Linked DNA regions of Homo sapiens: region 2 is linked to region 1. The links are chromatin contacts, found by Hi-C or POLR2A ChIA-PET in ENCODE. All regions are on one chromosome and are shown on one strand. The core of a region is the stretch at or near the end of the contact, and the rest is flanking DNA. Distances in the headings are between cores, read along the strand shown. Region 1 holds the start of DPAGT1 (dolichyl-phosphate N-acetylglucosaminephosphotransferase 1). Region 2 has its middle 13 kb from the start of CXCR5.

Evidence for each region. A loop is a pair of places that touch in the nucleus more often than their neighbours do. ChIA-PET counts read pairs that join two places held with the same protein, here RNA polymerase II (POLR2A). Pooled maps may share reads with other maps.
Region 2: a loop to region 1 is called in a pooled map, with 2.5 times the contacts of the local background. The contact joins the enhancer-like site here to the promoter of DPAGT1 in region 1. A Hi-C loop is called at or near these places in 6 of 50 pooled maps. POLR2A ChIA-PET finds 5 or more read pairs at or near these places in 4 of 52 experiments (B cell, K562, activated CD4-positive, alpha-beta T cell and 1 more).

Annotation. Positions count from the first base shown.
Region 1 is chr11:119,100,603-119,106,007 of GRCh38, reverse strand. DPAGT1 (dolichyl-phosphate N-acetylglucosaminephosphotransferase 1) reads left to right here and starts at 4,155. Exons shown (of 9, transcript NM_001382.4): 1 at 4,155-4,513; 2 at 4,870-4,990; 3 at 5,165-5,378. The coding sequence starts at 4,353. It also overlaps a transcript of C2CD2L not described here. RefSeq lists enhancers at 2,887-3,599, 3,811-4,120, 3,303-4,502, 4,314-5,027.
Region 2 is chr11:118,867,979-118,873,383 of GRCh38, reverse strand. No RefSeq gene overlaps it. Among named protein-coding and RNA genes, the nearest start is that of CXCR5, 13 kb to the left of the region's middle. RefSeq lists enhancers at 612-801, 2,664-2,743 and silencers at 3,174-3,263, 3,274-3,323. Within about 2 kb of position 2,568, at least 33 of the 41 ENCODE cell types and tissues checked have a DNase peak (open chromatin) inside an H3K27ac peak, as active enhancers do; they include B cell, where a contact is called at or near this core.

The DNA.
Region 1 (5,405 bases), core at 2,906-5,405:
CAAAGGGAGGAGAAGACATGAAATCAAGGGAGGAGAGAACTCAGGGCCAGAACCAGGGATGCAGGAGGAAGCTGTCAGTGGGAAGAGCAGCTAGGGTTTAGGGGAGCAGGTTATGCAGGAAGTTGTCCAGGTAGAAGCTTTCCCTATGAAGACCCTCTTCCCCCAAGAATCCTTCAGGAACCCTCAGACCCCCTAGTGATCTCCATTCTCTGACTTCTTTGATTTATTCCCTCAACTTCTCCACTGAGTGCTTGGTCCTATGCTGCCAGATACTGCTTCACAATTCAGTATCTGAACTGTGAGTCTACCTAGTTACATGAGTCTCCCTAGTTAGTCCTCCCTCTTTTTTTTTTTTTTTTTCTCTTTTCTTGAGACAGAAAGTCACTGTTGCCCAGGCTGGGGTGCAGTAGCGAGATCTTGGCTCACTGCAACCTCCACCTCCCAGGTTTGAGTGATTCTCCTGCCTCAGCCTACCAAGTAGTTGGGACTATAGGCATGCGCCATCATGCCTGGCTAATTTTTGTTATTTTTAGTAGAGACAGGGTTTCACCATGTTGGCCAGGCTGATCTCGAACTCCTGACCTCAGGTGATCCTCCCGCCTCGGCCTCCCAAAGTGCTGGGATTACAGGTGAGAGCCACTGTGCCCAGCCTAGTCCTCCTTCTTTCTTCCATTACTTAGACCTCTAGCACTTACATTCTGCCTTAGAGTCTAGCTGATTGTTTATATGTCTGCTTTTTCCATGCATCAGGAAGCTGCCTAGGGGTGGGAACCATGTCTTAGTCATCTCTTTTCCCTCAAATTCAACCAAGATGCTCCAAATATGCTGAAGTAGACTCCCTGGGGGCAAGCAACTGCAATTATATTAGTTTGTATCCTCCACAGTACTGAAGAGCTTCCTATGCACATAGTAGGGATTAACAAACTTTGTAATTTTAAGAAGTCTAACAGAAAATACTCAAGTATGCTTTGAGAATTTCTATGCCATTTCTGTCTTTTGAAATATCATTCATGCCATACCAGTGGAATGGGAAATCCTGGGGCTTGCTTTTAATTAACAACTTTTTTCTAGACTAAGAGGGGAGAGGTGGGAGGAAAAGGAAAAAGAGTGATTCAGCTGACTGGACAGAGCCACAGATAGAGTCCTGCAAGTATCACAGCCCCAGACTATCCAGAGGGGTCTCATTGTCTTTGTGGCACTATGAAACATTTTTGGGACAGGCTTTGTCTAGCAATCACATTCAGTGGATTGGCCTTGCTCATTGGGAGCCACTCAAGGCTACTTAGAAGAGGTGTGCATCTCAAACACTGTCTGCTCAGTCCAGGGCCACTGACAAGTCAACTGGTCTGTGAATCCTAGGGCCGGCTTCAGCATTCAGGAAAACGCTTTGAACTTTTACCAGGGAAGGCACACAATTTCAAGTGAAGCCAAAAGTCATGTGTTTGTTTCTCCTTCTGATTAGTCTGATCATCAACTGGGACTTTATCATCATGGGAACAAAAATACTCAGATTATCTGACAAGTATCTTAGTAACCATTTTCTGATAGTAACATGTATATGTGGATGATGAATCCTTAGTCTCTCTTGTCTTTGATTACATCCTTCCACCCTCCCCAGGAGGGTGGTGGTAGGGAGGGCTAATGATCTCTGGAGAAGAAAGAGATAAAGCTTCCCAATACCAGGCTGGGAAGGAAGATTTATTAGGATTGGCCTCCTAATAAAAAAGGAAATAGATACAGACTGGCTCTCAGACCTCCAGGGAGTCTCAGTATACTCGTCATCAACAAGATAACTGAATGCTGCCTCCTCTGGGATCCCACAAGCTCCTCCTTTCCACCAGCTTCTGGTGTCTCACTGTCGCTGCCTGTGAAAGGTCCTTCTACTCTTATAATCTACTGAAATGATACTTCTCTTCCTCAAGACCACTTACTCTGGTCACAACTAATTGCTCCCTCCATATGCACCTATTGCCCTCAGTCCTCCTTTCAGCCTCAGCCTCATTATGTGTGATGATGCCTTCCTTGTACACAGATGTCTGTGTTCCTAGCCCCATGGGGACACCCTGTGGAAGAGAAAACACTTGCCTCCCGGGAGTTTCTAGTTTAAAAGGGGCACACGTGCATACACACAACACACACAGAAAAATAATAGCAGTGGGATAAGTACTGAAAATCTGGTGGAATACTAGCAAGTAAATTACGAAAATTTATGTATTTTATACATATCTGGGTTTTTGTTGTTGTTAATTAGAGCCATTTTCAAGTAGAAAAGCCATTTCACATCTGATTTAGTTTGTTTGTTTGTTTGTTTTGAGACAGTTTCCCCTCTGTTGCCCAGGCTGGGATGCAGTGGCATGATCGCGGCTCACTGCAACCTCCTCATCCCAGGTTCAAGCGATCCTCCTGCCTCAGCCTCCTGAGTAGCTGAGATTACAGGCATGTGCCACCACACCCGGCTAATTTTTGTATTTTCAGTAGAGACGGGGTTTCACCGTGTTGGCCAGGCTGGTCTCGAACTCCTGACCTCAAGTGAGCCACCCACCTTCGCCTACCAAAGTGCTGGGATTACAGACGTTAGCCACTGCGCCCGGCCTCACATCTGATTTTGAGGGAAAGAAGAAACTATCTTCGGCTTAAAAACGGTCAACATGACCCTGACTCCTGGAACATGCCATAGAGGGAAGAGTGGACAAAGCGCTAGGCTATTGGAGTCCTTTCCCTAACTCACTGGTGGTGACTTCCTCTCTGACAAATGGAAATCATTTGCCGCCTAAGAGCCTGTCGGGGAATGAAAGGTAATAAAGATGCTGGTGAACTGGCTGGGCGTGGTGGCTCACGCCTGTACTCCCAGCATTTTGGGAGGCCAAGGCGGGCAGATCACCTGAGGTCGGGAGTCCCAAACCAGCCTGACCAACATAGGGAAATCCCGTCTCTACTAAAAATACAAAATTAGCCGGGCGTGGTGGCGCATGCCTGTAATTCCAGCTACTGCCTGTAATCCCAGCTACTCGGGAGGCTGAGGCAGGAGAATCTCTTGAACCTGGGAGGTGGAGGTTTCGGTGAGCCGAGATCGCGCCATTGCACTCCAGCCTGGGCAACAAGAGCGAAACTCTGTCTCAAAAAAAAAAAAAAAAAAAAAAAAAAAAAGCTGGTGAATTGTTGTTTGCAGGGGAACAGGCCAAGCAAAATGCACAGCAACCTGCAGGAGGCCAAGCAAAATGCACAGTGACCTACAGGAAGAAACCTGACTGGGAGTTCCTCAGACTCACAGGAAATCAGTTGTGGGTCTGATTCCTCTCCCTCCTCAGCTCTTTCCAGAGCCTCAGCCTGGAAATCTCCATCTCCTCCTTGTGGGAGCTAGGTACAATGCAGTGATCCACGGCCAAGCTGAAGTCTCGAGTTAAATCCAAGACCTGAGGGTACTCCCAATCCCTCAGTGAAGTGCTGCGCTGGGTTGCCGGGCAACTAACTGCTACAGCTGGGGCAGAAGGTGGGTGGGATGCTGAGAAAAAAATACCAGAATCGAGGACAAGAAAAACAGAGTGGGAGGGGCTTTTCAAGGATCTACGCTTTAGAATTTACACCATCCTTCCAAATCGTAGCTTTGTTTCCGGGAACTGAGTTGTGTTTACCTTGGCTTCCGACTATGTTGGCAACAGGTTTCCTGCAAGAAACAGGCGCGTCTCCACACCCTCGTCCCTCCTCCCCACCCCCTGCCTTTCAATAGCCATCTTCCTGGAGCCGGAGGCATCCCAGATTAAGGGAGAGGTACGGGCCCTTTAAGCTTGACCTATGGAGGCGGACGGAGCTAAAACTGACGTGGAACCGGAATGTGAGCGGTGTCAGACACGTGGTACAAGGAGGCATTCATCTTGGAACCGGGCAATTGGCATTTCCGCTCTGGGTAGTACATCTTTAACATAATGTTAGGGAAGTATCCGTTCTTGGCTGCCTTTCTTTAATTGCGTTTCCAGTACTCTCTCGGTGATTCTACTCTTGAACATAGGATGAAATTTGGAATCACACTTCTCTTCCACTTCCATCCCCACCCTCTAATGCCCATATTAAAAATGGCGGCCGCCGCCTTCCGCAGTAATGGTTGTTCAGCGAACAAGATCCGGGCGGAAACAGTAGATAGGCGGGTGCAGCGGGGCAGAACATAGGTTGCCTTAGAGAGGTTCCCCGGTGTCCCGACGGCGGCTCAAGTCAGAGTTGCTGGGTTTTGCTCAGATTGGTGTGGGAAGAGCCTGCCTGTGGGGAGCGGCCACTCCATACTGCTGAGGCCTCAGGACTGCTGCTCAGCTTGCCCGTTACCTGAAGAGGCGGCGGAGCCGGGCCCCTGACCGGTCACCATGTGGGCCTTCTCGGAATTGCCCATGCCGCTGCTGATCAATTTGATCGTCTCGCTGCTGGGATTTGTGGCCACAGTCACCCTCATCCCGGCCTTCCGGGGCCACTTCATTGCTGCGCGCCTCTGTGGTCAGGACCTCAACAAAACCAGCCGACAGCAGATGTGAGCAGCGGCACACGGGTCCGGGCAGGGGGCAAGGGCTAAGGAAGGAGTGGCTAGGGCAGGGGCGGGAACCGGGGTGCTTGACCACACGTGAAGACTCAGAACTAACCCAGGCAGCCTGGAACTCGGAGAGGTGATGAGCAGAACTTACTCGCATTGGGGAAAGGATGGGTAGGGACCCTTGGGTATATCTGGGACTCTGGCAGTGGTGCTTTCCTCCCTCCGCCCCCCTCACCACTTACCAGAATAAAAAACCGGGAATGAGAAGACCACTTTGGGTTACTGTAACACCTGCACTAGTGAGTGACCACGCCCCCTTTCCTCTTCCCCCTCGCCCCCTTGCTGCTGGGCCACAGCCCAGAATCCCAGGGAGTGATCAGCGGTGCTGTTTTCCTTATCATCCTCTTCTGCTTCATCCCTTTCCCCTTCCTGAACTGCTTTGTGAAGGAGCAGTGTAAGGCATTCCCCCACCATGAAGTAAGTGGGTTCGTGGGGGTGATTGCCTGTGGCTGGGACCTGGGAGGTACCTGAGAGAACTGGGGTTATTTGGGCTTGTGGGGAGGGGCTAAGAAATTATCAGAAAAGACAGGAATTCTTAAAAGGTGGAATGGGAGCAGGCTTGAGTCATGGACCTGCCCGAGCCTCCCCCAGTTTGTGGCCCTGATAGGTGCCCTCCTTGCCATCTGCTGCATGATCTTCCTGGGCTTTGCGGATGATGTACTGAATCTGCGCTGGCGCCATAAGCTGCTGCTACCTACAGCTGCCTCACTACCTCTCCTCATGGTCTATTTCACCAACTTTGGCAACACGACCATTGTGGTGCCCAAGCCCTTCCGCCCGATACTTGGCCTGCATCTGGACTTGGGTAGGTAGTCCTACCACTGCTGCCCCT
Region 2 (5,405 bases), core at 1,319-3,818, 230 kb after region 1:
CTGGTGAGGAGGGAGGCATTAGACCCATAAACTACGTGCTTAGTAATAATAATAACTTATAATATCATTAGAAAATGTGAAAGTGCTATGAAGAAAAAGAACAGGGTGCTAAGAGAGCAAATAACAACGTGAACTCAATCTCTGTAAACTAATAACCATGACTGTAATGCTCCCAGATTAATTTACAGTTTATGAAGCCCTCTCCCATTCTTGGTCTCATAAGGGCCTCATCCCAGCCTGTGGAGACAGGCAAGCAGGCGTTCTTGGCCTATGTTATTTCTGAGAAAACTAAGTAAGAGTCTATAGGTCTCATGCATCATATAAGTCTACCCAGTTAGTGAGGAACCCCAGCTAGTTCTGACTCAGGGCCCAGAGCTCTGTCCTCCAGGGAGAAAGAGATGAGCCGGCCCTGAGCAGGGCAGCTAGCCTGCTTGTTCTAGAGGAGAAGCTCAAGACATCAAATGGTGAAAGGTTCATCTTCCCCATGTTCAGTCTGGACGGAGCCTCGCAGTGAGGCTAGTGTGAAGAACTGTGGTCAGCAACGCGGAGCTTAGAGGCTTGGCCTTGGGTGGCCCAGAGTGGGGCAGGCAGGACAGAGTGACCTTGAAAACAAAGGAGCAGGAAACGCCGAAGAAAAAAGATGCTGAAGCGGCATCATCAAAGGCGGCCGTGGAACTAACTCAGCAGTGAAAGTGAGCCAGGCCCAAGGCAGAGGTGATGGGCCAACGAAACTCCTCACCGCATTCACCGTCGCAATTGGAGACATGATTGAGGCCGGCCCACCTGCCGCATCTGCACCTTGATCACGGAGCTCCTCCGAGAGAGGTTTCCAAATGACTCGGCCCTGCTGCCCCAGGAAGGAAGCCTTCGGGGCTGCAAGGTGGGGGCCACTGGGTGGGGGCCAGGCACCTGAGAGTAATTGATGACACAGCAGTAGGGGACAGGGCTGCTGACACAGTGGGACCGGCGCTGGAGGTGGCAGAGATGGAGCAGCCACCTGGCCTTACCTACCCAAGGGGGACAATGGGAAATCCCGCCAACGGCTCTTGTGAACAGAGAAGCAAGTGCCAACCCTGGTGCCACAGTTTATGTCCTCTGTAACCTGGCCCCAATTCCCCGCTTTTGTTTCCCAGATATAAATATTTATAGAATGTCAGCCGGGCGCGGTGGCTCATGCTTGTAATCCCAGCACTTTGGGAGGCCGAGGTGGGCGGATCACGAGGTCAAGAGATCGAGACCAGCCTGGCCAACATGGTGAAACCCCCGTCTCTACTAAAAATACAATAATTAGCCAGGCATGGTGGTGCATGCCTGTAGTCCCAGCTACTCAGGAGGCTGAGGCAGGAGAATTGCTTGAACCCAGGAGGCAGAGATTGCAGTGAGCCGAGATCGCGCCACTGCACTCCAGCCTGGGTGACAGAGCGAGACTCCGTCTCAAAAAAAAAAAAAAAAAATTTTATAGATTGTCTACTGTTTTTTCCCAAATTTATTTCTTGGTTCCCCCATTGGGGGTGCACTGTCCTCCAGCCAGTTGAACCCCAGTAGCGTTCCCTCTTTTTGGTGCCCTCCACCCCCTCTGCTTAAAGATTTCTCCAGTTCCTGGGAATTCGGGCGCGGCCCTTTCCCATAATATTCCTCTGGATTGACCGAAAAGCCTAAATTACTCCTCAAGGGCCCATTCTCAGGTGCCCCTTTTCTCGTACAAAGAGACTCCTGCTAAATTCAAGGTTAAACCGTTGCGCCCCGGCCACCCACAACGCAAAGGTGAGATCGGGCACCCTTAACCTGTATTTTTTGAACCCTGGCAGCCCCAACGCTGATAAGTGATACTCTAATTTCCGCACTAAGCCCATATCACAGCCTTTGGGTGACAAAGCCATTTATGATTCTTCCTTCCTCCCCTTTCCTCAAGAGCTTTGCACCCCACAGGAGTACAATAACTGTGTTTGACAGACTGGCTGAATGAATGAAGAGGGAGTGAGGTTGGAGCCAGTGGAGGGTGGGGTGGGAAATCTGGGGTGGGTCTGAGTTTGGCTCTCCTGGGTGTTTTTCTGTGGCCTGCCTGTGGTGCTCATTCTCATCAGGAGAAGCAGAGGAGCTTTGGATCTCAGCTTGGATATCAGTAGCTGTGTGACAGTGGCCAGTCTCTCTTCTTCGCCCTGTGTAAATGGCACAACCCATCTCAAAGGTTATTGTGAGGATCAATGCGTGATCAATACACGAAAACACTCAGTGCCTATTAGGTGCTCAGTAAAGTTTGTTGATGAATTACACAAGTGACAGTAATTTTTTAGTCTCTTTTTTGAGGTTGGGGTGGGGGTGGGGTGGCCATCTACCCTACTCTTCCTTTCAGTACTGACATCTGTGACCTTGTCAGGTCTTTCCTACTAGATTATAACCCTGCACAGTGCCAGGAACGCAGGGCAGCGCGAGCAGTCAACAGAGGTTTGGTGAATGGATGGATGAGCACATGTGTGATATGTAAATCAGTAGTCTCTGGAGTGTAACATCCTACTTCCGATTAAGCAAGGTGCTCTGGAAACTACAGGAGCATAAGTGGCTGCTGTTGCTGTTGTTCTGCCTCTGGACAAGAGGAATTCATGTCTTCTGGGTGGTGATCCAGCTCCACGATCCTCCAGGGTCCCCTGCTGGCTACTGTGGGGGTGCTGCTGGGAGAGAGGCTCAGCTTGTCGGTGAGGGCAGTCGCTCTTTGCTGCAGGCTGACCCAGAAAACAAACTGGTGCTTCTTGCCCCTCCCAGGCCTGTGGTGGGGAGGAGAAAGCCGCAGGGCACTGAGCCCTATGAACCAGTCCAGTGTCCAGAAAAGGGACGATGGCCAGGCTTCAGGGCTGTGGAACTCGCTGTTCTGGAGGCTGAACCCGGGTCAGCTGCAGAGGGGACTCCTTGGGCTGGGCAGTGGGGAAAGAGAGCAGCCAGGGAAGTGCCCAGGGACAGGAAAGAAGGGGCCCCAAGCTGGCCTCAGCAGCTTTCTGTGCACGCAGTTTCTTCTCTGAGGTAAGCAGTTTGAGCTCATCATAGAGAAGGTCTCAGAAATGAACAGTGCCACAAAAGTCTTGTGAAAGGCTTGTCTGTCATCTGAGGCTAGTGCACAGTGACGCGGTGTGTGGGGTGTGCCCTTGAGAGAAACCGGCTGTGCTGCTGCCCAGCAGCCACTGAGCTGGAGGAATTTGCCGTCAGAAGACCCTAGGGAGGCCGCAGTCTCTCTCCGGCCTGTTTCTCTCCAGGCAAACTAAACCTGTGGGTAACTTGCTTCCAGAGGGCTGTTCCACTCTTTCCTCTCCAAGCTGGAGGTCTCTGGTGGGGGTTTCCTACAGCCCTGCTAAAGGCAGAGAGAAGCGGCGAGGGTGTTCTCTTTGCCCCGTCCACGTACAAAACAGGCCAAGGCTTTGGGCTGTGTGACCTGGAGCCATGTCTCAGAGGGCGCTGGGAGCTCTCCAGGCCTTTCTCCAGCCCCCACATTTGTGTTTAGCTGGAGGCAACCTGAGCCTGCGCGGGAAAGTAAACAGTTTCGTTGTTTGGGAAGCTTTTATTAATAGTTACAGATTACACTTTCTTTAAAGGCTTTAAAGAAAACAAGGTGTAATCTGTAACCAATTTTTTTTTTTTTTGAGACAGAGTCTCACTCTGTTGCCCAAGCTGGAGTGCAGTGGCGCCATCCCGGTTCAAGCAATTCTTTTGCGTCGGCCTCGCAGGTAGCTGGGATTACAGGTGCCCGCCACCATGCCTGGCTAATTTTTTTGTATTTTTAGTAGATACAGGGTTTCACCATGTTGGTCAGGCTGGTCTCAAACTCCTGACATCAAGTGATCCACCCGACTCGGCCTCCCAAAGTGCTGGGATTACAGGCATGAGCCACTGTGCCTGGCTTGTAACTGTTAATGAAAGCTTCTTCCAGCATTAAAAAAAAATCTAATTACATAATATTTTTAAGTTAAAATATTTTTAAATTTAATAATTGTTATTATTATTTTTTTTTTTGAGATAGAGTTTCGCTCTTGTTGCCCAGGCTGGAGTGCAATGGCACGATCTCGGCTCACTGCAGCCTCCGCCTCCCCAGTTCAAGCGATTCTCCTGCCTCAGCCTCCCCAGTAGCTGGGATTACAGGCATGTGCCACTACACCCAACTAATTTTGTATTTTTAGTAGAGATGGGGTTTCTCCATGTTGGTCAGGCTGGTCTCAAACTCCCGATCTCAGGTGATCGGCCCGCCTCGGCCTCCTAAAGTGCTGGGAATACAGGTGTGAACCACCTCGCCTGGCCTAAATTAAAAAATAATATTTACCCATTGTTTTTGTAAATGACTTTGCAGTAGAAGCCCTTTGGTGGGGACTGTTCTATGCACTATACAAAAGATAAAGTTGGCCAGGTGTGGTGGCTCACTTCTATAATCCCAGCACTTTAGCAAGACAAGGCAGGAGGATTACTTGAGCCCAGGAATTTGAGACCAGCTTGGGCAACATAGGAAGACCGGTCTCTACTAAAAAAAGAAACCAAACAAACAAATTAGCTGGGCATAGTGACGCACACCTGTAGTCCCAGCCAGCTACTTGTGAGGCTGAGGTGGGACAATTGCTTGAGCCCAGGTGTTCAAGACTGCAGTGAGCCCTGATTGTGACAGAGTGAAGCATGAAAAAAAATTGTAAAAAAAGGAAAATGTATAGTTTTGCTTTCTTTCTTTTTTTTTTTTTTTTTGAGACAAGTTTTGCTCTGTCACCAGGCTAGAGTCCAGTGGCGAGATCTCGGCTCACTGTGACCTCTGCCTCCCAGGTTTAAGGGATTCTCCTCCTCAGCCTCCAGAGTAGGTAGGTCTACAAATGCGTGTCACCATGCCCAGCTAATTTTTTTTTTTTTTTTTTTTTTTTTTAGTAAAGACAGGGTTTCACCATGTTGGCCAGGATGGTCTCAATCTCTTGACCTCATGATCTGCCTGCCTTGGTCTCCCAAACTGCTGGGATTACAGGCATGAGCCACCACACCTGGCCAGTTTTGCTTTCTTTTTCTTTCTTTTTTTGAGATGGAATCTCTCTCTGTCACCCAGGCTGGAGTGCAGTGGTACGATCTCAGCTCACTGCAACCTCCGCCTACCAGGTTCAAGCAATTCTCCTGCCTCAGCCTCCCAAGTAGTTGGGATTACAGGCTTACGCCACCACGCCCAGCTAATTTTATGTATTTTTAAGTAGAGATGGGGTTTCACCATGTTTGCCAGGCTAGTCTTGAACTCCTGACCTCAAGTGATCCACCCACCTTGGCCTCCCAAAGTGCTAGGATTATAGGCGTGAGCCACTGTGCCCAGCCTGCTTTCTTTTTATATGAAGGATATATTATTCATATTTCAGTAAGTTAACATTTTATTTTATTTTAGAATCAACATTACATATAATTGG